3 separate regions of the Homo sapiens genome follow, and all the other regions are linked to region 1. A link is a loop called in an ENCODE intact Hi-C map of the cell type or tissue named here. Cell type or tissue: K562. All regions are shown on one strand. Region 1 overlaps TTC27 (tetratricopeptide repeat domain 27). Region 2 overlaps LTBP1 (latent transforming growth factor beta binding protein 1). Region 3 overlaps BIRC6 (baculoviral IAP repeat containing 6).

Region 1 (8,000 bases):
TTTCTGTGGAAGTTACTTGAAACCATGAAAGTGAGTTCTTCACAGAAAACTGTGTTGGAAGAGAATAACAGGCAATGTCCTGAGCTTTGGGCATCTCCTGAAGTTGGAAGAAGATAGGATAAATGGCACCAGTGAAACAGGACTCAAAGTACATCAGAGTCTTGGTCAGAGGGATAGAAGGAAACCCCAGCAAGGGGTTCATGGCACCTAAAACAAGAGCAAATGTCAGCGAGTTATGTCACATGTAGTGATAAAGTGCAGAGGGCTATGAAGAGGTCATTGGATTTGGAGCTCACTGATGACATTCAAAAACAGATTCAGGAGAGTAAAGGGTGAGTGATAGATGAAGAAATGGAGATAGAATCTATAGACTGTTCCTTTTAGGAGCACGTCAGAGAGATGAGAGACAAATGTAGAGTGTTGTACTCAGAGGGGCAGAAAAGTCAGGTAAAACATTTCAAGATACTGGAGACCTTTACATGGAGGAAGGCAGAAATGAAAGACTCCTGTGGATAAAGGAGAGATTGAATATTGTAAGGAGAGAGGGGAGATAAATAGGGAATATCATTCTAGGGGAGAGTGGAATGAGGAGAAGAGATGAAGATATTAGCTTTGGAAATAAGGAATAGTATTAAAAATGAGACTGGAAAATGAGAACATTAACATTATAATAGCTATTTCTATTCATTAAGCATCTATATTCTAAGCTCTTATGTAAGTATGAACTCTTTGTAAACCATTGAGGTATTGAGGGGGATACAGGAGAATTGTGTTAAGACACAGACTCCTGCCCTCCAGGGGTTTATATAGGTTAAATGGAGAGAGGAGGCATGAATAGCATTGTGTGTAGCCAAGGAATTGAGTGAATAGGCAACATGCTTTGGGTGCCTGGCAATGCTTTTGGGTGGCCTTGTAAATAAGGATGTGAATGGTCAGAAAAAGCCTGATGGAAGTGAATATTGGTGTGAACTACCAGGAATGGTTGGGATTTGGATAGGTGGAAAAAATTGGGAAAATATGTTTCAAGGAAGGAGACTAGCGGATGTAAAAACCAACCCTGCAGAGAGCAGTTTCTTGGTAACTATCAGTTTTGGTGGTTTATATTTTATTCAGTTATAATAATGAGAATAGCAACTAATGCTGAGTATTTACTCAGTGCCAGGTACTGTTCTAGAAGCATTTTCCATATATTTTTAATTCTCTGCAGTCACTGAGTTACTTATTGTTTTTACCCTACTTTCATAAATGAAGAAATAGAGGGTTAAGTAATTTGTACTAGATTTTACAGTTTATGAGGGATGGGGCTGGGATTTCAACCTGAGCTTTCTGATTCCAGAGCTCTTGCTCTTAACCTCTTCACAGTTTTGCCCTCGAGGATATCATAGTATGCTAGGACGTAATGGCAGATTTGGTTGAGGTCAAGTTATAAAAAGCCCTGAATACCAGTCTGTCAGGTTTGAACTTTTTTCATCCTTTAATGAAGAGCCATCGGGGCTTTCATCAGAAGCAAAGTGAGAATGTAAGATTGATGTTTGGGAACCATCCAGCACATGTTAGGGAGTGACTCTCTTTGAGACCAGGGATTTAACTGAGCCGACCTTTCCAAGGCCATTGCTATACATAAGACCAGACTTCTATGATACAGTACTCTGACATTTTAATCATCTTAGCGGTTTGTACATGCTGCTCTTCCTTGATTTAACTTTTTCTTTCATTTTAGCTTTTGAAAGGATAAAATATTTTTATTTGAAATGGATTTATATCGTTTCTGTTTTGAACTTATGTTATTTGTGGTGGGAAGACTTGAGGATGTTGGAACTCACATTCCAATAGGGAGGATAGGATGAACATATGTGAATAATATGTACGGAAAAAAGACATTCTTTCCTTTTTATTTTTCCCTTCTAATATTGGTAAGCAGTACAGAATGAAAGTCTTAAGGTGTAACTTGCATAACTGCCAAGAAATGTGAGTACTGTGATAACATCTGGGCTGTAGGTGTGACTGATGCATAGTGGGGAGGCCGAAAGCTTTGCTACCATAGACCTGATTCTGAATTCTGGTAATCCCGAGGAAGATAACAAAGGCAAATCTCTTCATCTTTCTGAGCTTTTAAATAATGGAGTTTATAATCTCTACCTGGATTTGCTGCTGAGAAAATTAGAGCCAGTATATGTTAGGTGTCTAACATATTTCCTGGCCCATAGTAAGTTCGCAATAATAGATGTTACGTAGTCGTTCTTTTCTTTTCTGCCTGTTGCACTGTAGAAAAACCATTGTTGCCCCATTATCTGTAGCCTAAAATTAGGGAGATATATCTAACAGGAGAATCTCACATGCAGATGACATATAAACACCTGTGTTACTTTGCATTGTGAATTATTTGAAAAGACTCAGCAAATATAAAGACCAGTGGTAACCAAATCTAGCACAAGAATTAAGAGAAGGGCATTCAGTAATTAATAACCTCTAGTAAAAGAAAAAGTATGTATAAAATTTAGTTGATCCTTTAGTTTAAGGGAAGACACTGAAATAGAAGAAATTATTCCTTTGGAGAGATCAGGAAGCTGGTAGGTTAAGATTTATATTTCCTCATGGAAGGAGAACTTAGAATTTAGTAAATGAGAAACTTGGCTATGAAGGAGTTGGCAGTGCACATGAGGAAAAAAATGAGCATCAAGCATCACTTTAGGAAAAGCTACTATCAGACACCATTGATGTCACTCTTGGATTTCACTTCGGTCATTTCCTGTTTAATGATACCACATTCAACAACTCATCTGTGTTTGGGGTCACAGAAATCAGGCAGGGGTACAGAAAGAGTGGAGAGTGTGGTATGGCTTTAGGATTAGATTATTCTACATTAACCTTTATTATATGTGACAGAAAAATTCAAAACAGTTGATCATATGAGGGAAATTAGCCAAAAGTTTGAATACTGATTATCAATGATGTGGAAACTTTCAAGAGGAAGGGAGTTTGAGTAGTAGGTTCATAAGTGGTACCCATTGCAGATGTGTCTTAAATACCCTTGTAAAAATTAACTTTTTAATTATAAAAGTTATCTATGCCAGTTGTCTAGTGGTGCTTAGTTTTTGCTAGCCCTCAGGGTAGCAAACTTTAATTTTTATTTTAATTATTAAGGTTTAATAAGTATTACAGTCACTGTCTTCAGCACACATATTTCACACTTGGGTTGAGGAACCATTGTGTGGCTTTAAGCCAGTTATTTCCTTTGTAAGCATCATTTTCCTCTAGATCTCTTTTGAACTGATTTCTAAGGTCTCTAATTGAATTGATTCCCTTCCAGTTCTTCAAACCTGCTAATTCTAAATACCGGACGATCCCTGACTTACAATAGTTCCACTTAATAACTTTTTGACTTTATGATGGTGCAAAAATGATACATTTTCAGTAGAAACTATGCTTAGAGTAACCATACATCTATTCTGTTGATAACTTTCAGTATAGTAGTCAATAAATTCCATGAGACACTCCACACTTTTTAAAAAATAAAATCGGCTTTGTGCTACATGATTTTCTCTATCTGTAGTCTAATGTAAGTGTTCTGAGCATGTTTAAGGTATGCTAGGTGAAGCTATTAGGTTCAGCAGATCAAGTGAATTTAATGTATTTTTGACTTAACAATATTTTCAATTTATGATGGATTTATCAGAACATAACCCTATAAGTTGAAGTGCTTCTATATTCCATTCTATTGTCAATGTCCTTATTTTGCCACTAGATGGCAATTGTGTACCTTCGAACCCAGTCCCCTCTGGGTTTTCAGAATCTGGGGCATCTGGAGAACTCAGGAATTTTAGCCTAGTCCACCCCTGCTTATTTCACACTTGGGGAACTGAGACTCATAGGTTAAGTGACATAGCCAGGGTCGTAACAGTTACTCAGAGCCACTTGAATCCCAGTCGTCTTTCTCCTCTATCACACTCTAGGGGACTTTGTGAGGGAAATTCAAAGAAACCATGCTCTCAACCTTTTGAGTTCTTTGTGAATTATTTTTAAAATAATTTAAAGCCATTGGTTAAGTACAGGTATTATCACATTCAAAATAAACAGTTGGCCTGCTTTTGTGTTTCTCTATTGGCTCCCTGAGACAGAAACGCTAGACAGTCAGCTTTGAAAGGTTATTGGCTGCATACAGCCAGCTTGCCTTCACGATTTGCCCTGGAAATAAGCTCTGCAGAAATCTCAACCAGGGCCTCTCTATCAGGTGATTATCTCCCTCCATTCTTGCCCCATCCTGTGGCCACCCATTTTTCTATGTTTTCTTTTGTCCACCTGACTAGCCCAATCAAGAGAGCGTTTGTGGGGGAAGAGATATGCTCCTGGTTCTTAAAGAATTATCTTTTGGGTTTTCCCAGCACATGTTAACTGCCCTGTTTCCCCCTCTCTCTTTATTGGTGACAAGGATGGTATTGCCATAAATCATGGCTTGTGTATAGGCAGAATGGTGTTGTCGGAGGCAGAGAGGACGTGGTCTTTGGAGTCACACTGACTGTGTCGAACCTCTCCTCTGTCTGTGACTGACTCTGACTCTTTGTCGCCTCTCTTAGGAGAGTGAGATTGACCACCTTGCAGGGTGGGTGTGAGGAACGCATGAGTAATGTGTGGAAAGCTCATGGTGTCAGTGCTTGGCACACATAGCAGATGCTCATTAAGAGCTAATTATTTTGGTTGTTATTGTAAAGAGAGGAACAGGAGTAACTATAATATATGAAAGAAGCTCAAGGGAGGATCTCAGCCAAAGGAGCTAGTTTTTTATTGGAGAAAGAAGGGAAGGATGCAAGGTATTCCAGGGCCTATGTCAGTGTTTTAGAGAAATAGTGTAACTGTGTTAATAATGGTAGCCACTAGCCATGTGTGACAATGGACACTTGAAATGTGACTAGTTGAAATTGATCCATGCTGTGTTGAATTCACATCAAATTTCACAAATTTGTGTTGAATTCACATCTTTGAATTCACATCAAAGACTTGGTGTGAAAAAGTGGATATAAAATGTCTCAATAACTTTGTATAGTAATAATATATTGAAGGAATCGCATATTGGATATGTAGAGTTAAATAAAATGTTATTAAAATAAATTTCACCCTTCCTTTTACTTTTTTTTTTTTTTTTGAGACAGAGTCTCATTTTTTAGCCCAGGCCAGAGTGCAGTGGCGTGATTGTGGCTCACTGCAACCTCCACCTCCCGGTTCAAGTGATTCTCCCACCTCAGTCTCCCGAGTAGCTGGGATTACAGACGCATGCCTGCTCATTTCTTTTGTATCTTTAGTAGAGACAGGGTTTTACCATTTTGGCCAGGCTGGTCTTGAACTCCTGACCTCAAGTGATCTGCCCACCTCAGCCTCCCAAAGTGCAGGGATTACAGGCATGGACCACCTTCCTTTGACTTTTTGAAATGTAGAAAATATAATGAGGCTACTAGCATGATACTTTTATGTGATAGCACTGGACGAGAAGATAGAGATTTTTGTACCCAAACATATACAACTATGTTCTGAGGAATCGAGAGAGGTTTTTTTTGAAGCTTCTTTTGATTTTGTTTTTCTTTTATGATGTTCTGTTCTTAAGAGTATGACTATTCTGAACTGAGATGCCAGTCACTATTGGTAATAGCAGTTTAAGTAATAGTTTAAAAAGAAAAAAGTAAAAGAGGCACCAAATATTGTCTGTAGTCCCCCAAATTCTGAAGACCTCAAAAAAGAAAAGCCATTGGATGATTTCAAAGAACACCACTGTGTGCAAAGCTCATTTCCCTTCTTGTTGTCAGTAGATAAAACCTAGCAGTTAACGATCCTAGGATTTTTCCTTCCAATGCAAAGTATTAAAACACTGCAAAAATAACCAAGAGTAAAAGGAAAAGAGAACCATAATACTTAATGTTAAATTAAGTCATCTGTCTGATTTTCATTAAATTTGTTTTGGTTTTAAAGACATTGGTTACAAACCATTCAGTAGTTTTAAAAATTAAAAATAAAAGATAACCTCATCACCAGTCTGTTTTAGAGCTAGAAGGTAATTGCTAATTTTGGACATTTGCAACCCTTGTAAATCTTCTTAGATGGATTTAAAAATGAAGTTTTTATTTAGATTTTGAATTTACATGTGTTTTTGTTTGTTTGTTTGTTTTTGAGACGGAGTCTCGCTCTGTCACCCGGGCTGGAGTGCAGTGGCGCCATCTCAGCTCACTGCAAGCTCCACCTCCTGGGTTCACGCCATTCTCCTGCCTCAGCCTCCCGAGTACCTGGGACTACAGGCGCCCACCACCACGCCCGGCTAATTTTTTTGTATTTTTAGTAGAGATGGGGTTTCACCGTGTTAGCCAGGATGGTCTCGATCTCCTGACCTCGTGATCCACCTGCCTCGGCCTCCCAAAGTGCTGGGATTACAGGTGTGAGCCACTTTGCCCGGCCACACATGTGGTTCTTATAACAACACATGGGAAATAGTATCTGTTCTTTGCTGATGCAGAAAACAAGCAGAGCACATGCATTTTGAGGACCTTGAGGTCAGTTCTCATTGTTCTTGATTTAGTCTCAAAATAAGAATCCCTTATTCCAAGTAAACTTGGTATCATAATTCTTTGTATCTAAGATGCCATCGGTTGTAAGAAGTACCTTTAAGTACCACTTTGTATAGAAAAAAAAATGTTGCCAATAAAACTGATAAGCTATTGGTTTTTCAGATGCATCTCTATTTCAGAAATGTTAAATGGTGGGGAAAAAAGTACACTTTAACATTGATGAAATATAATACACAGATTTTGAAACTTTTTACTTGGTTGGAGTTTAGAGAGCTTGTTTTACATGTTAGCATCAGACTTTAGGTTCTCTCAGAATGTATCATGTTCAGCAAGTGTGGTTTGGTGCATTGAAGCTCTTTTCATTTAATTTTATTAAAAAACAGATGAAAGCAAAGTGGTGAGCTCATTTTTAGGTTGTTGAAAGTTCCATGATTCAAAAAAGTGAACTTCTAACTTTTAGTTTCAACCTAGTACCTCTGCTTCTGCCCCCTCCCAGTAGACATATATCCATCCTCTTTTCAGTCATTACCTGTCCCTCTAACAAAATCTGTTCTCCATAAAGGCTCCTGATAACAGTTATTTATAGCCTCCTGTGAATTCATGGCAAAGCGTTAAATGGCCCAAGTCTGCTTGCTTTCTAAGCTTTATCTCTAATTACTGGCTAAAAATCTTTATCTGCTTAAAGAACTTTCAGGCCTCTGCTAGCCACATGGAACAAGTTTTGTGGGAATGGCTGAAGGAGGAGTGATGTAGAGGCAGCCTCCTACTCTGCCTCTATGGAAGGCTGTGGATAGAGAACAGAGTACCTCATTTTCTTTCCTAACCTAAACTGTCCAAGTAAATCTGACAGCTGGCTCAGTGCCTTTCTGGAAGTCAGTAAGAAAGGAGACTTCGATCTGCTTATAAAGTTGCCTTTGCTGACTGTTGGAAGGAAAACAACTCATAATAGCTGCATTTCTGACTAATTCCATTGAATTTTTGTTAGTTTTTTGTGTTTTTGTTTTTGTTTTGTTTTGTTTGAGATGGAGTCTCACTGTGTTGCCCAGGCTGGAGTGCAGTGGTGCAATCTCAGGTCACTGCAGCCTCCACCTCCTAGGTTCAAGCGATTCTCCTGCCTCAGCTTCCCGAGTAGCTGGGATTACAGGTGCACACCGTCATGTCCGGCTAATTTTTGTATTTTTAGTTGAGACGGGGGCTTCACCATGTTGGTCAGGCTGGTTTTGAACTCCTGACCTCAAGTGATCCGCCCACCTCGGCCTCCCAAAGTGCCGGGATTACAGGTGTGAGCCACCACACCCAGCCGAATTTTTGTTAGTTTTATCTCCCTTTTGACAGAGGCTATTGAATTTTAAGGAAATATTATGATGTACAGATTTTTTTTTGTAATCTGAATAGCTACTTCCTATTTTATCTGTTTTCTAAATCTCAGTGTTTACACATCTAATTGGCTTA
Region 2 (8,000 bases), 620 kb after region 1:
GTCTGGCTTATGTACCTTCTTTTTAATGCTGGCATTGCTTTAAAGCTCTTTTTTTTAATTAACTACACATGTTAAGAAATAAACATGTTGGTGTCACATCAATCTCTTATTTAGCAACATAGGAAATTGAGATGCAGTTCCAAGACCTCCAGCTTGGACGATGTAATGGCCTTTACATTTCTTACAAGTTGCAGAGAAATATTTCCCCCTTCCCAGCCAGTTTTCTGACCTCCAGCAAGGGCTTTTGGAGCCTGCTGCAAAAATGATTGTGTTGGGTAGATAGTAACATAGACGGAGGCTGAGTGAGGTTTCTTATCGCCTTTATGGTTCACCATCTCTGTTACCTTTAGGGAGAGCAGTACTTCTAAAACTGGAATTTGCTTGAGCAGAGAATAGGCAAACATTTGCCCTTTATAAGGGCCAGGTAGTATTTTTTTTTTTTCTTTTTTGAGACAGAGTCTTCCTCTCTTGCATAGGCTGGAGTGCAACGGTGCAATCTTGGCTCACTGCAACCTCCACTTCCTGGGTTCAAGTGATTGTCCTGCCTCAGCCTCCTGAGTAGCCCTGGGATTATAGGCATGCACCACCATGCCCGACTAATTTTTGCATTTTTAGTAGAGATGGAGTTTCACCACGTTGGCCAGGGTGGTCTTGAACTCCTAACCTTGTGATCCACCTGCCTTGGCCTTCCAAAGTGCTGGGATTAAAGGTGTGAGACACCGCACCGAGCCCAGATGGTAAAATTTGTAGGCTTTGCAGGTCATGTGGTTTCTGTTGTAGGTATTCAACTCTACTGTAGTTTCACAAAAGCAGCCCTAGATAGCACAGCAGCAAATGGGCGTGGCTGGGTTTATTTACAAAAATAGGTAGCAGGCCAGATTTGGACCAGAGACTGTAGTGTCCTGACCTGTTTTAGAGTCCTGCAGAAGTATTTTGGGGAGCCTGCCTGATGTGTGGGGAGTTTCAAGTTTTACTTTTTATGTTTTAATTTCTGTAATAATAAAAAAGGTATTAGATATGAAGTAGAAATCATTTTGCTGTGATACATGGGATCTGAAAATATTGTCGTAGATTAAGTCTTTATTTTGTGTGTTTCTTAACTGGCTTTGAGTATGTGGTGTCACTTTTTTTTTTTTTTAAATTGGGGTCTCACTATATTGCCCAGGCTGGTCTTCACCCCATGAGCTGAGGAGATTCTCCTGCCTCAGCCTCCTGAGTAGCTGGGACTCTTGTTCTCCTTTAAAGTTTTAAAATGGGCCTGCCATGGATGTATTACTCAATTTTTTTTTTATGGTACAAATTTTTTTAACTTTTAGGTTCAGGGGTACATATAAAGGTTTGTTACATAGGCAACATGTCATGGGGGTTAGTGGTACAGATTATTACATCACCTAGGTGTGAAGCCCAGTACCCAATAGTTATTACCTTTTCTGCTTCCCTCCTCCCACCCTCCACTAGTGTCTGTTGTTTCCTTCTTCTTCTTTTTTTTTTTTTTTTTTTTTTTTTGTGGTATTTGGTTATATGAGTAAGTTCTTTTTTTAAATTTTTTAAATTATACTTTAAGTTTTAGGGTACATGTGCACAACGTGCAGTTTTGTTACATATGTATACATGTGTCATGTCGGTGTGCTGCACCCATTAACTCATCATTTACATTAGGTATATCTCCTAAAGCTATCCCTCCCCCCTCCCCCAACCCCGCGAAAGGCCCTGGTGTGTGATGTTCCCCATCCTGTGTCCAAGTGTTCTCATTGTTCAATTCCCACCTATGAGTGAGAACATGCGGTGTTTGGTTTTCTGTCCTTGCAATAGTTTGCTGAGAATGATGGTTTTCAGCTTCATCCATGTCCCTACAAAGGACATGAACTCATCATTTTTTATGGCTGCATAGCATTCCATGGTGTATATGTGCCACATTTTCTTAATCCAGTCTATTATTGATGGACATTTGGGTTGGTTCCAAGTCTTTGCTATTGTGAATAGTGCCACAGTAAGCATACATGTGCATGTGTCTTTATAGCAGCATGATTTATAAACCTTTGGGTATATACCCAGTAATGGGATGACTGGGTCAAATGGTATTTCTAGTTCTAGATCCTTGAGGAATCGCCACACTGTCTTCCACAATGGTTGAACTAGTTTACAGTCCCACCAACAGTGTAAAAGTGTTCCTATTTCTCCACATCCTCTCCAGCACCTGTTGTTTCCTGACTTTTTAATGATCGCCATTGTAATTGGTGTGAGATGGTATCTCATTGTGGTTTTGATTTGCATTCCTCTGATGGCCAGTGATGATGAGCATTTTTTCATGTGTCTTTTGGCTGCATAAATGTCTTCTTTTGAGAAGTGTCTGTTCATATCCTTCTCCCACTTTTTGATGGGGTTGTTTGATTTTTTTTCTTGTAAATTTGTCTAAGTTCTTTGTAGATTCTGGATATTAGCCCTTTTGTCAGATGGGTAGATTGTAAAAATTTTCTCCCATTCTGTAGGTTGCCTGTTCACTCTGATGGTAGTTTCTTTTGCTATGCAGAAGCTTTTTAGTCTAATTAGATCCCATTTGTCAATTTTGGTTTTTGTTGCCATTGCTCTTGGTGTTTTAGACATGAAGTCCTTGCCCCTGCCTATGTCCTGAATGGTATTGCCTAGGTTTTATTCTAGGGTTTTTATGGTTTTAGGTCTAACATGTAAGTCTTTAATCCATCTTGAATTAATTTTTGTATAATTTTGTAAGGAAGGGATCCAGTTTCAGCTTTCTACATATGGCTAGCCAGTTTTCCCAGCACCATAGCACCATTTATTAAATAGGAAATCCTTTCCCCATTTCTTGTTTTTGTCAGATTTGTCAAAGATCAGATGGTTGTAGATGTGTGGTATTATTTCTGAGGGCTCTGTTCCGTTCCATTGGTCTGTATCTGTGTTTTGGTACGAGCATCATGCTGTTTTGGTTACTGTAGCCTTGTAGTATAGTTTGAAGTCAGGTAGCATGATGCCTCCAGCTTTGTTCTTTTGGCTTAGGATTGTCTTGGCAATGCAGGCTCTTTTTTGGTTCCATATGAACTTTAAAGTAGTTTTTTCCAATTCCGTGAAGAAAGTCATTGCTGTTTCCTTCTTTGTATTCATAAGTTCTTATCATTTAGCTGCCACTTACAAGTGAGAACATGTGGTATTTGGTATTCTGTTCCTGCGTTAGTTTGCTAAGGATGATAGGCCTCCAGCTCCATCCATGTTCCTGCAAAAGACATTATCTCATTCTTTTTTATGGCTGCCTAGTATTCCATGGTGTATATGTACCATATTTTCTTTTTTATCCCCCAAACTTATGCCAAATCTCATTTAATCTTTACAAGGTAGAAAAGTGTTCATTCATTACAAAATACTTCTACTGAGTGCAGACATTGTGTTCAATGTTGGGTATGCCATTCTACATAGCATCGTTTCTCTATTTTTAAATGAGGAACCTGGTTTCAACAAAATCAAGTGACTTGGCCAGGGTCACAGGCATGAGCAGAAGACCGAGTTCCTCTGATTCAAATCCCATGGTTCATTTCCACAAAATAAACCTATAACTGAGTGGGGCTTTAGAGATCCTAAAATTCAGTGCTTTTACTTCATACGTGAGAAAAATAAGCTTTCTGCCCAAGTTTACAAGGTACACATAGGGAAATGGGAATGGGAACTCAAGTCCCCCAATACCAGTGTATTGTTCTTACCCAAACAGATAATTTAAGATTCACTTATTGTATATTTTTCGGTCATCTCTAAAACCCACTTTCTTCTCTGAAGGGCATGCTCTAAAGTTTCTTCTTCACCTATCTCCCCTCAGGGCACCTAATCTTAGAATGTAAGAGAAACTCTGACCAAATTTGTCTTCATGTTGACCTCAGGCACTTTAGTCATTGTTGAAACTTCTTTTTTGTTGTAGTTAAGAGAAGTAACAAGTAAGTCTTTATTTCCTTGTTTAGAAAAAAAAAAAAAAAGCTGGCTAAGTTGGTTGCTTTTTGGTGATCAAGGAGACCAAACTCCATATCCTTGTCCAATTCCTCCAAGTTAGACCTTATTGCCCTCCATAAGCAATGATATTTTGCTGCCTGCTGCCCCCTGCAGTTCCACTGGAGAATTACTTCAAAGGCCAGATAGAAAGTTCTAGCCATATATTTTTTTTTTTTTTGAAGCTACTTTGTGGTACTATTGGGAAGAGACAGGAGATGAGAGGCCACATGACAGTGTGTTGGGTCACTGTGGATTTATGTTTAGAACTTTCCTCTGCAAAATGAGAGCTAAACACTCTTGATGCCTGGCTAAATTGTTTTTACATCACAAAAACTCTAAAGTCTAGCTCTGACTTGGTTTCAAGAGATCTAAACTATAAAAAGAGCCAAACAAGAGTTTCTTTGTTTCCTTAAAAAAAAACTTTTGGTTCTGTTTTTTTTTGGTGTGTGTGTGTGTTTTGTTTTGTTTTGTTTTTTGGTTTTTTGTCTTTTGTTTTTTTGACAGAGTCCTGCTCTGTTGCTCAGGCTGGACAGTGGCCGTGATCTCAGCACACTGCATCCTCCACCTCTCAGGCTCAAGCGATTCTTCTGCCTCAGCCTCCCAAGTAGCTGGGATTACAGGTGTCCACCACCACGCCCGGCTAATTTTCTGTATTTTTAGTAGAGACAGGGTTTCACCATGTTGGCCACGCTGGTCTTGAACTCCTGGCCTCAGGCGATCTGCCCGCCTCAGCCTCCCAAAGTGCTGGGATTATAGGCATGAGCCCAGACTTTGGGTTTTCTAAACACAAGTATGATGTTCTTTCTCATTCATCAGGATGTTTTGAGGCCCTTTTACTGAATTTTTCCTTTGATCCCCTGGGAGCCCTTTTGTAAGGCTCATTCCGTAGCCAGAGCAAACAAACACATGGCAGAGCCAGCCTGCTTCTCTCTGGTCTTACAAACGCCGGCTGAAAACGTATTGCCTCACACTCTTACGGACCTTCTTAGCAAATGCTTACTAGACTCCGATAGTGAATTCTGTTGGTTCTGTTCTGAGAGTCTGACACTTGCCCTACTGCAAACTCACGAAGTTTGGAACTTTGGATGAACACTTTTAATAATTAAGAGCAAAAACAAAAACCATACTTGCTTTCTCGTTTTATGTGATTTTAACATAGAATATCAGAATTCAAAATGAGGCTACTCTGCACAAAATATACAAGTTTTTTATTTTTATGCTATTTTACACAGCAACATTCAGTATTTCTAATGCTAACTTTAAGATGTCTGAAATATGTATGGACATATATGTGTCTATTTGGAAAATGAACCATCATCTAAATATCATTTACAAAATGATATAGGAAGTTGAGAAGCTCTAACTTAGCTTCTGCCCTTTCCTTTCCAGGTTTTCTAAATAGCTTTGAGGAGTTACAGGCTGAGGAATGCGGCATCCTCAATGGATGTGAAAATGGTCGCTGTGTGAGGGTCCAGGAAGGTTACACCTGCGATTGCTTTGATGGGTATCACTTGGATACGGCCAAGATGACCTGTGTCGGTAAGAATGACGTGTGTTTTATGGGACATTAATTTTTTCCTGACACCCCGTATCTCAGTCAGTAGAGAACATTTAAGATAGATTTGCTGAGTTTCAGTTTGAGAAGATGAGAAAAGTTCTGGAGATGTACATTAAGTACAGTATGAATATACTTAATGCCACTGGACTATATACTTAAAAATGGTTAAAATGGTAAATATGTTCTGTGTATTTTACCACAATTCTTTTTTTTTTTTTTTTTTGAGATGGAGTTTTACTCTTGTCGCCCAGGCTGGAGTGCAGTGGGGTGATCTTGACTCACTGCAACTTCTGCCTCCCAGGTTCAAGCAATGCTCCTGCCTCAGCCTCCTGAGTAGCTGGGACTACAGGCACCCGCCACCACACCCGGCTAATTTTTTTTTTTTTTTTTTTTTGTATTTTTAGTAGAGACGGGATTTCACCGTGTTAGCCAGGATGGTTTCAATCTCCTGACCTCGTGATCCGCCCACCTTGGCCTCCCAAAGTGCTGGGATTACAGGCGTGAGCCACCACGCCTGGCCTCTTCTCCATCTTGAAGCAGTCCTTTTGCCCACTTTGCTTTTGTTAGTTTTAATCCATGGTGTGTCTGTAAAATAGGTAACCTAGCTTCTTAACAGATGTTTCAAGTGAGTGAGAGCCTAAATGGGTCTCATGTAGAAGGAGGTCTGTGAATGTTATGGAAGGCTTTAGACAGGCTGTATGGAGAGGCCTCTGCGTAGGTATCTGGTTCCTCTTGACAAATCTAGCAGTTCCTCCATACCTATGGGAAGGAATTTGGAAGTAATATAGTTCCTCCAACTTCCTTGAGGTTCTACTAGAAAATGTCAAGCTCACAAAATGCTCATGTTTTGCTAGATAACAGTGAAAGAAGTTCTAGAACCTCCCTGATAATCTGCCTCTTTAAGATCTCAAAAAAGTCATCTTCGTCTTGTCTGTGACTGAAGCAATGACGAGAAAGCTTCCTTGGGGTGGTCGGGGGAAGGGCCTCAGGTAAGCCTCAGGTTATGTGTCCTCACAGAATAATATCCAAGATTGTTTACCTGCATGGCTTGACTTATTGCAGATGTAAATGAATGCGATGAGTTGAACAACCGGATGTCTCTCTGCAAGAATGCCAAGTGCATTAACACCGATGGTTCCTACAAGTGTTTGTGTCTGCCAGGCTACGTGCCTTCTGACAAGCCAAACTACTGCACTCCGTTGAATACCGCCTTGAATTTAGAGAAAGACAGTGACCTGGAGTGAAACAGAATCTACATAACCTAAGCCCATATACTCTGCACTGTGTAAAGGAAAAGGGAGAAATGTATTATACTTGAGACATTGCACCTACCCCGGAAGGCTGGAAATACAGAAACAGCATGGAATTGCAAGTCCTCTGAAGACAATGAGAGGATTTAGGATGAGCCCGATAGGTGTGGCAGACCAAATGGACATTTCTCTAAAAAACCAGTATATATAGTCTGTTCATATGTAAAATTCAATGGAAGAGAGGTGGAACAGTGCTGTTATTTTAAACAGAAGGTTGTATTATTATGTTGTTTTGTTTTTTTACTATTGCTTGATTAAATTTGGCATTTAAATAGTGGTGGAAATATTTTATATAATTTTCATTTTTTGGTTGTGCAGTTCCTTGGCTACTGTTTTTCTTTTACTTCAGTTTTTTAAAAATCTCAAATGAAAAAGTCTTCGATACAATATTGTTAAGCTGTATTATAAGTATTGTTACACAGGGTTATGCAATTCCCGGCCTGGAGCATTTTTGAAATTCAAATTGTCTGTCCTGTGGAGCAGGCAGTGATTTTGTTCCAAAACTTTGTATACACATTTGGAGAAAAGTACTTTATATTTTCAGTGTTTTGTCTGATTTTAATGTCCGTTCTTAGCCAAGCTGCTAGCAGGTGTTAATTGGATCCCTTTCCTTCACTGAAATGGAAGAGTTTATAAGCTTACGTTAGTATTGTAATATGTAAAGTAAGCCCAACAAAAATTTTTAAAAATTTGATGATCCCCAATATATCTACCATTGTATGTTAAATAAATCACCATTTTTGTAGAAAAAATTCTACCTGAGAGTAATTGTCAATGAGTACATGTGTATAAGTTGTATCCCACTCTCCCCACTTTTATCTTTTCCAGTGGTCTTCTGTTAATGTAGTGTCTTTTACAAGTTAATCATTAAATTTGTTAGATCTTGTTATGGGCTAAATTGTTTCCCCTAACATTCATATGTGGGAATTTTAACCTCTGATACTTCAGAAAGTGACTAGATTTGGAGATCGGATCTTTAATGAGGTAATTAAGGATAATGAGGTCATTGGAATGGCCCTAATCCAGTATGACTGCTGTCCTTGTGTCACCCATAGAAGGTGTCTGAGTTACCGGTGACGAATCCATATAGGTCTGCAGCAACCTCAGTTCTTGCCTCCTCAGAAGAATTTGACTGAGGGGTA
Region 3 (8,000 bases), 220 kb before region 1:
TCATGGAAGTATTAGATTGATTTTTTTGTTTGTTTAGATTGACCTGTTTGATACATCAGACTGGTCTTTTTTAAAAAGTAGATGTCAAATGCATAATTTTTTTTTATTAAAATGTTTGAGACTATACATTTTAATTTTAGATTATATAGAACAATTGAATAGGGTGCGATAGGTTTCTTTTTATCTCACTTCTCTATTATTAAACTATTATTTTCTTAATCCTTATACTGTGAAGATATGACCTACCAAAAATTTTAAATTTCTGTTTTGGTCTGAAATTGACTCTCTTATAACACTGAGCTTTTATCTTTATGGTTCATTGTCAAAAAGGAAATCCAGGATTATTTACATAATATTTACAGTAATTGTTGTTCATGTAAGTGCACTTCCTGGGAAGGTGTGTATGTTAAACTGATTTTTGGTAAATGTATGGAATTGCAGAGACTTAGATATTATACCTTGGAACTGTTTTAGAAATTTAATGTGACAGATCGAAGTTTGACCTTTCTTTTATGATGTATTATTTTCCTGGAAAAAAGAAATTTCTTTCATCAGGCTTTAGATGTTCTTGAATTTGGTAACTTGTCCAGTGGTTAATTCTAATTGATATATTTGGATGTGGTAACAAATACTTATTTTGAGATAATACCTTATATTAAGATAAAATGATGTAACTTATAGTCAGTAGGTTAAACGGTAGCATGCCTCCTAAATGATATTAAATATGGATTGTTTTCAGGAAAACACAGCTTAATATAAGTATATAAGTACATATATAATTAAGTAAACATAAATATAAATATATAAATATATAATTAGTTATCAGTTTTGGTTAGAATAGTAATAATTTTTTAAGTGGCTACTATTTATTTATTTGAGACAGGGTTTCCCTCTGTCACCCATGCTGGAATGCAGTGGCACGATCTTGGCTTACTGCAACCTCCACCTCTCAGGTTCAAGCAATTCTCCTGCCTCAGCCTCCTGAGTAGGTGGGATTACAGACATACAGCAGCATGCCCGGCTAATTTTTGTATTTTTGGTAGAGATGGGGTTTCACCATGTTAGCCAGGCTGGTCTCAAATCCTGGCCCCATGTGATCTGCCCACCTTGGCCTCCAAAAGTGCTGGAATTAGAGACCTGAGCCAACACACCCTGCCTTAAGTGGCATTTAAAAACCTGAACAAATTATCTAGCCAGAGTCTTCCTTAGACTTAGTAAAATTTCTATTTTGGAAAATTAGTCTAAAGTTTATTTTCCAATTTTTTCATTTGCGTATATAGTATTATTTTTGGCAATGTGGGAGTTGAGGTAATGTGATAGGATCCACTCCACCATTTTTTACTACATTTAGTTGTCATGTCCTTTTCTTCTGTAATCTGGAAGAGTTCCTAGCCTATCTTTATCTTTCATAATACTGATATTTTTACAGAATGTAACCATTTATTTTATAGAATATTCTACAGATTGGTTTGTAAGTGTGAGAGTAGTCCTCATAATTTTGCCTGAGACATTGTATTCAAGGGATGATTTGCTTATATTGCTAGCAGATGATATAAAAAAACGCAGGCCTAACATAATAGCCTTTTCTGAGAACTTTAGTAAAATAATGCACATTTTCTTTCTATAACATGTTTTTAAATGATTGGTGAGCAAGACAAGAAAATATAGGAACACACTAGTTTATGCCTTCCTTTCAGTGCAGAGATTGGTCTGCCATTAATTTTAAATGTCAATTGTGGTTTCTTATTACTGTCCCACACCCTTTTTGCCCTTATTTTTTGGCTACAGGTATACGTTAGATACTTTGTAATCTTTAAACTTTAATGTTTAATGACTGTTAAAGATTGAGATGAATACCAGAGTCTGCTCCTCATTTTAATAAAACCTTCAAGTTCTCATATTAATGAGTTTACTATGTAGCTGGTTAGCTAAGTCTGTTTTATTTCAATAGAAGTTTAAAAACTGGCCTGAACATATTAAATGATAATACTAAGCTGACCATAAGGATCAACAATAATTGCACATAAAATTGATCTTCAGTTTTAGTTCTGAACATCTTTGCATCAAAGGTAAAAAGAGAATATTGTTAGTTGTAAAATTATTACCAGAATAGAGGGAGCATATAAGCTCCTTAGAGGAAAGGACAACCTTTTTTCCATTACTAACTTGTCACAATTCTGTAACTGAGACACCGATCCTATTCTCCAGAGGTAGGCACTGATTATGTTTAGTGATTTAATCATTAAGTATATTGTATTTAGTCATTAAATAATTGCGTAAGAACTTTTTACTTGCATGAGAGGTGGAGGTTGCAGTAAGCCAAGATCGTGCCACTGCATTCCAGCATGGGTGACAGAGGGAAACCCTGTCTCAAATAAATAAATAGTAGCCACTTAAAAAATTATTACTATTCTAACCAAAACTGATAACTAATTATATATTTATATATTTATATTTATGTTTACTTAATTATATATGTACTTATATGCTTATATTAAGCTGTGTTTTCCTGAAAACAATCCATATTTAATATCATTTAGGAGGCATGCTACCGTTTAACCTACTGACTATAAGTTACATCATTTTATCTCTACTAAAAAAAAAAAACAAACAAAAAACAAAATTAGCCAGATGTGGTGGCACATGCCTGTAATCCCAGCTACTTGGGAGGCTGAGGCAGGAGAATCGCTTGAACCCAGGAGGGGGAGGTTGCGGTGAGCCGAGATGGCACCACTGCACTCCAGCCTGGGTGACAAGAGTGAAACTCTGTCTCAAAAAAAAAAAAAAAAAAAAAAAAAAAAAAAAAAAAAGATAAATTCCTGATATTTCATCTTTTTGAATTTACTGTTTCTAGCAAAAGATTTTTGTGACTAACAGTAGTTTTCCTACTCTTTTGACCTCTTTTTGTAGATCTTAAAATGGGTGGAGAGGAAAATTTAGATACGTAAATGAATGGAGACTTATTTTTTTATTTTATTTTTGAGACAGAGTCTCATTCTGTCGCCCAGGCTGGAGTGCAGTGATATGATCTTGGCTCACAGCAACCTCCGCCTCTCGGGTTCAAGCAGTTCTCATGCCTCAGCCACCCGAGTAGCTGGGACTGCAGGCACCCGCCACCCACCCTGCTAATTTTTTTTGTATTTTGAGTAAAGACAGGGTTTCACCACGTTGGCCAGGCCGGTCTCGAACTCCTGACCTCAAGTGATCCGCTCACCTCGGCCTCCCAAAGTGGTGGGATTACAGACAGGCATGAGCCACAACCCAGCCTGTAAATGAATGGAGACTTTAAAAAAAAGCGTTTGGTGGCATTACAGCAGAAACATAAATCTTCATATTTAGGCTAAATTAATCAGATTTATCAAAGGTTAACATTATGGTTCCAGTTACTCAAAATAGTAAGTTTGATGCTTTAATAATTTGTTTCTTATTGCTTACTAAAATAAAGACATCTGTTAGTGTTCTAGATAGGAAAATATATTATTTGTTCATTTTAATTTCTTTCTCAACATTTTCACTTCCACTTTTCATAAGAAATGGTATTCTGAAAGTTGCGTTTTGTAGGCCACAATCATTTTTTCTCTAGCCCTTGTATAGTATGGAGTTACCCCTCTGGCCACTAGATGGAGATCCTGTTTCATTTTAAGAAGTATTTGGTAATATTCACATGTTAATGTTAACAGGCAGAATGTTACTTTAGAGACCCTCACCTATTTTAGAAAATAGTATGTTCCTTTTTTGAGAAGAGAGCATATTAAGTCTCAGCACACATTAAATTATTTGCCATTAACTTAGTGGGGTATGCTACAAATTCTTATTGAAATAAATCTTTACCTTTTTAATAGTGGTCTTATTATATGGGGATGAATATTCTTTCAGATTATCAAGGGAAATTGCTGTTATCTGGGTTAATCTGACAATTCACAGATTAGAAAAGAACAAATGAAATCTAGAGAAATGTATTCAGTTGCTCAAGTTTAACTGGTTAGTAACGTGGTGATTATTAAACTCACTTATTTTCAAGTTGAAAAGCAAGATATAAATGGATTTTGTCATTATGAAAAATAAAAATGAGTAAGTGATGTGTTAGAGTAAGGTAGACATGAGAGAGCAGGCACAGGACTTCATTGGGAAAATTATAAAGTATCTACTGAATTGGCTGGTTATCTTAGTTAAATGATGTTATATACTAGGATTAAAATTTTTAATTTCCCTAATATTGGTTTGACAGTTTTATAACAAACTATAATGTGTCAAAACCCATTACTGCATTTTGATATACCATCTGATTTTTCTCACAGTGTATTTTGTATGTTTAAAGCTCTTTTTTTTTTACTTTATGTTACCTTTGGATATGTTTCTTTAAGAGTAGGTATTTAATTTCATAAGTATACTGTTTGAGAATAAGGTTAATTCTGTTGTCACGACAAATATCTTAATTTAAATATGACCATATTTATTAAATTTGAATTACTTAGTAGTTACATCAAAGTAAATGTGCAGTTGGAAACCTAGCCATCTTGCTAGGTCTCAGGGCTCTCCAAATTAAAAAGGACATAGAAATTGTATTAGTGCTCTTACAGGAAAAGATAAGGTTTGATACCAATAGAAAATACATAATTTTTATTATTTATAAAAATACTTTATTTTGTTGATATACACTGCCTGAGAAACAAATAATGAAAAATTGTCGAGCTGTCGTAACATGATACTTAACTGTATATCCTTATTTATAGTTTTCATGGTAATAGTTCATATGAAACTGTCAAATTATGCCATTTCTTTGTACTGTTTTAATAAAGAGTCTGGGAGCTGTGGTGGTGGTTCATGCCTGTAATCCCTTTGGGAGGCCAAGATGAGAGGATTGCTTATGCCCACGAGTTTGAGATCAGCCTTGGCAACACAGTGAGACTTCATCTCTATTAAAAACTAAAATAGGCCGGGTGAAGTGGCTCAAGCCTATAATCCCAGCACTTTGGGAGGCCGACCCGGGCAGATCATGAGGTCGGGACATCGAGCCCAGCCTGACCAACACGGTGAAACCCCGTCTCTACTAAAAATACAAAAATAGCCGGGTGTGGTGGCGCATGCCTGTAATCCCAGCTACTCAGGAGGCTGAGGCAGGAGAATCGCTTGAAACCCCAGAGGCCGAGGTTGCAGTGAGCCACAACACTCCAGCCTGGGCGACAGAGCAAGACTCCATCTCAAAAAAATAAAAAAATAAAAATAAAATAATCTATCAGATTATTCTACTAATTAGAGTAGCAGGCCAGGTGTGGTGGCTCACATCTGCAATCCCAGCACTTTGGGAGGCTGAAGCGTGAGGATCACCAGCCTGGGCAACTTAGACCCTGTCTCTACAAAAGAACAAAAAATCAACACTCGCCTGTAGTCCCAACTACTCGGGAAGTGGGATCCCAGGAGGGCGAGGCTGCAGTGAGCCGTGATCATACCACTACACTCCAGCCTGGGTGTCAGAGTAGACCCTATCTCAAAAAAAAAAAAAAAAAAAGGTAGAGTAACCTGCCACTTTATTTTTAGCCCAAAGTATATTTTAATAGTATTTTAATATGGCTCTAGTTTTTGTGACAGTTAGCTGAGCAGTACCAATAAAAATTAAAACACTTGCCTATGTTTAATGTATTTATTTCTATATATGGTCACTAGCAAGGCATGTTGATAGCGACTCAGAGTATCTATAACGTAAGTGCTTATCAACAAATGTTAATTCCTTTTATTTAGAGTTTTCATTTTTGTCAAGGGCATCCAATGTGGAAATGACTTTGGTATAGAATATATGACTCTGTGTTAAATAATTATGACTGGTAAGTTTTATAAGGGGAGGACAGGTTGCTTAAATTAAAATTTAGATGGGTTTTGAATTGCTTTGATTTGTACAGATTTGTAAAGTTAAAGTATTAGTTCACATCTCAGACACTTCAGGGATACCATTCTTGACTACCCAGCGTAGTCCTTTCTCTCCTATGAGCTGCTCACGTACCTAATCCTTATATTGTCACCTTTCACACTGTAGTCCAGCTATTAAGAAAAGCTTAATCAGATTTCCACATAACTACCTACCAGATTAGCCATAACTCTCCATTTCTTCTATGAAACATCCCAGTTAAGAGTGAGCTGTGTTTGTTTCCAGATTTGTTTATGCCAGTTGTATTTCCGCTATATAATTGTTTTGCAAACTAGATGTTTTTATGGTAAATCATGAAATGCTTTAAAAAAGTCCTACAGGCCAGGCTCGGTGGCTCAAGCCTGTAATCCCAGCTCTTTGAGAGGCCGAGGTGGGTGGATCACCTGAGGTCAGGAGTTCGAGCCCGGCCTGGCCAACATAGCAAAACTAAAAATACAAAAATTAGCCGGGTGTGGTGGACGGGCACCTGTAGTCCCAGCTACTTGGGAGGTTGAGGCACAAGAATTGCTTGAAGCCGGGAGGCAGAGGTTGCAGTGAGTCAAGAACGAGCCACTGCATTCCAACCTAAGTGACAGAGCAAGACTCCATCTCAAAAAACAAAAAGAAAGAAAGAGTTACTCCAGTTTACTTAGAGAATATATTAAAATGTTAACAATGGTAGTTTTATTTTGTATTACCCACATTTATCAGAGAAATAATGTCAATATTTTATTGAAACAAGAAAGTTTCTTTTCTATGTAGTCTTTATTTTTCTATGTGGCCTTATCTTTACAACTGCTTAACTACCAAAAGTCACGCTAAGGCTCATTTCTTTGGAGTTACTAAAATATAATTTCCAAAGACAGTTTTTAAAATATTCAGTGTTCATTAATGCTAACTAAAACTTCATTTTTCTAAACATTTTCATAGTCTTCTTTCCTATACTGACTAAATTTCCCTTTCCTGTATTCAGTAGATTACTAGAGGCTTAAGGAAAACACAAACCTAAATGCAGTTTTATTTTAATTAATGTGTATTTTATATGTACTCTTAGAAAAATGGTTGTAGCATTTTTGCTGTTGTGTCTTGTATACGTTACTAAATCTTGTATGTTTTGGAGTAGTCCATCTTCAGTGTCCATATTCATTGCTTTGTCCTGTTTTTTTCCTCTGTGTAAAGTTAAAATTTACCTGTTTGCTTTGTTATAATTTTATTCCTCAAACTGGAAGCATCATATAGTAATTGCTCTTAGAGCAAGGGAGTTACCCTGGGATGTATGTCTTAATATTCTGGAGGTGTGCTTTTAAAGGATAGTTTCTAAATCTTTCTTGTTAGAGCCAGGTTTTGCCCTGAATGCAGTCCCTTGAACGAGACCTTCAGAGTGTGGTATGGATGTAGACCAAAACAATCACTAAGAGGTTAAGTACTGTTCCAGCTATACCTAACATAGTCAAGATAGATTCTTCTTTTTCTTCTCTTCTTGCTTCTTAACATCTTCTGCTGTAGTGATGACAGAAGTACCAGTTTTCCCAGAAAATGTCTTCATCTAGAGAAAAAGAGAATGATTGTGAAGCAAATTGCTAGAAAATGTATTTATTACAAATACTAGTACATACTAGAAAATTGCTAGAAAATACTAGTAAATACTAGAAAATTGCTAGAAAAGAAATACTAGCTAGTAAATACTAGAAAATGTATTTACTAGCAGAGAGCTAGTAAATGTATTTATTATACATGTTGCATTTCTTGCGTAGTTTTTCAGTGTGCAGTCCTACTTTAGTCTGTTAACGTGTTGGAAAATGATAGTAAATGAGTGTATTTTAATAGAATTTAAAATCTGTTGTTTTTAACATTTGGGCTGAAGAGCCGAAAATATAATGAAAATGTAGAAGTTAGATTCTGCCATTTACGTATTCTGTATTTACTTAGATACTTAAAAATTTTTACGTATCTAACTAGGCTGATGTATTTAATGTGAACTGCAATTTATATACAAAAAACTACACATACTTAGTGTATACAATTCGGTAAGTTTAGAACATCAACTCCTTTTTAAAGCAACTCTTTTGGGGAGCAGTTGAGCAGAATAGGGATTTAA

What was found. Hi-C counts contacts between places; a loop is a spot of excess contacts. Peaks named below come from ENCODE experiments on the same cell type or tissue, not always from the same donor. Only the 100,000 strongest peaks of a DNase experiment are listed, where the experiment ranks them.
Region 2: a loop joins it to region 1, with 5 times the contacts of the local background. A loop is called at or near these places in 6 of 110 quality-filtered maps.
Region 3: a loop joins it to region 1, with 8 times the contacts of the local background. A loop is called at or near these places in 20 of 110 quality-filtered maps.

The regions. Positions count from the first base shown.
Region 1 is chr2:32,769,060-32,777,059 of GRCh38, forward strand. The region is part of intron 13 of TTC27 (tetratricopeptide repeat domain 27); the gene reads left to right. Among named protein-coding and RNA genes, the nearest start is that of LINC00486, 52 kb to the right of the region's middle. In K562, a CTCF peak has its summit at 3,745 (motif pointing right); a DNase peak (open chromatin) is centred at 3,782.
Region 2 is chr2:33,391,754-33,399,753 of GRCh38, forward strand. It overlaps LTBP1 (latent transforming growth factor beta binding protein 1), which reads left to right. Exons shown (of 34, transcript NM_206943.4): 33 at 5,380-5,529; 34 at 6,611-7,756. The coding sequence ends at 6,792. Among named protein-coding and RNA genes, the nearest start is that of MIR4430, 23 kb to the right of the region's middle. In K562, a CTCF peak has its summit at 4,096 (motif pointing left); a DNase peak (open chromatin) is centred at 4,088.
Region 3 is chr2:32,550,425-32,558,424 of GRCh38, forward strand. All of the region lies in intron 65 of BIRC6 (baculoviral IAP repeat containing 6), which reads left to right. It overlaps BIRC6-AS2 (BIRC6 antisense RNA 2), which reads right to left. Exons shown (of 2, transcript NR_125793.1): 2 at 7,096-7,448. Among named protein-coding and RNA genes, the nearest start is that of BIRC6-AS2, 20 kb to the right of the region's middle. In K562, a CTCF peak has its summit at 3,610 (motif pointing right); a DNase peak (open chromatin) is centred at 3,607.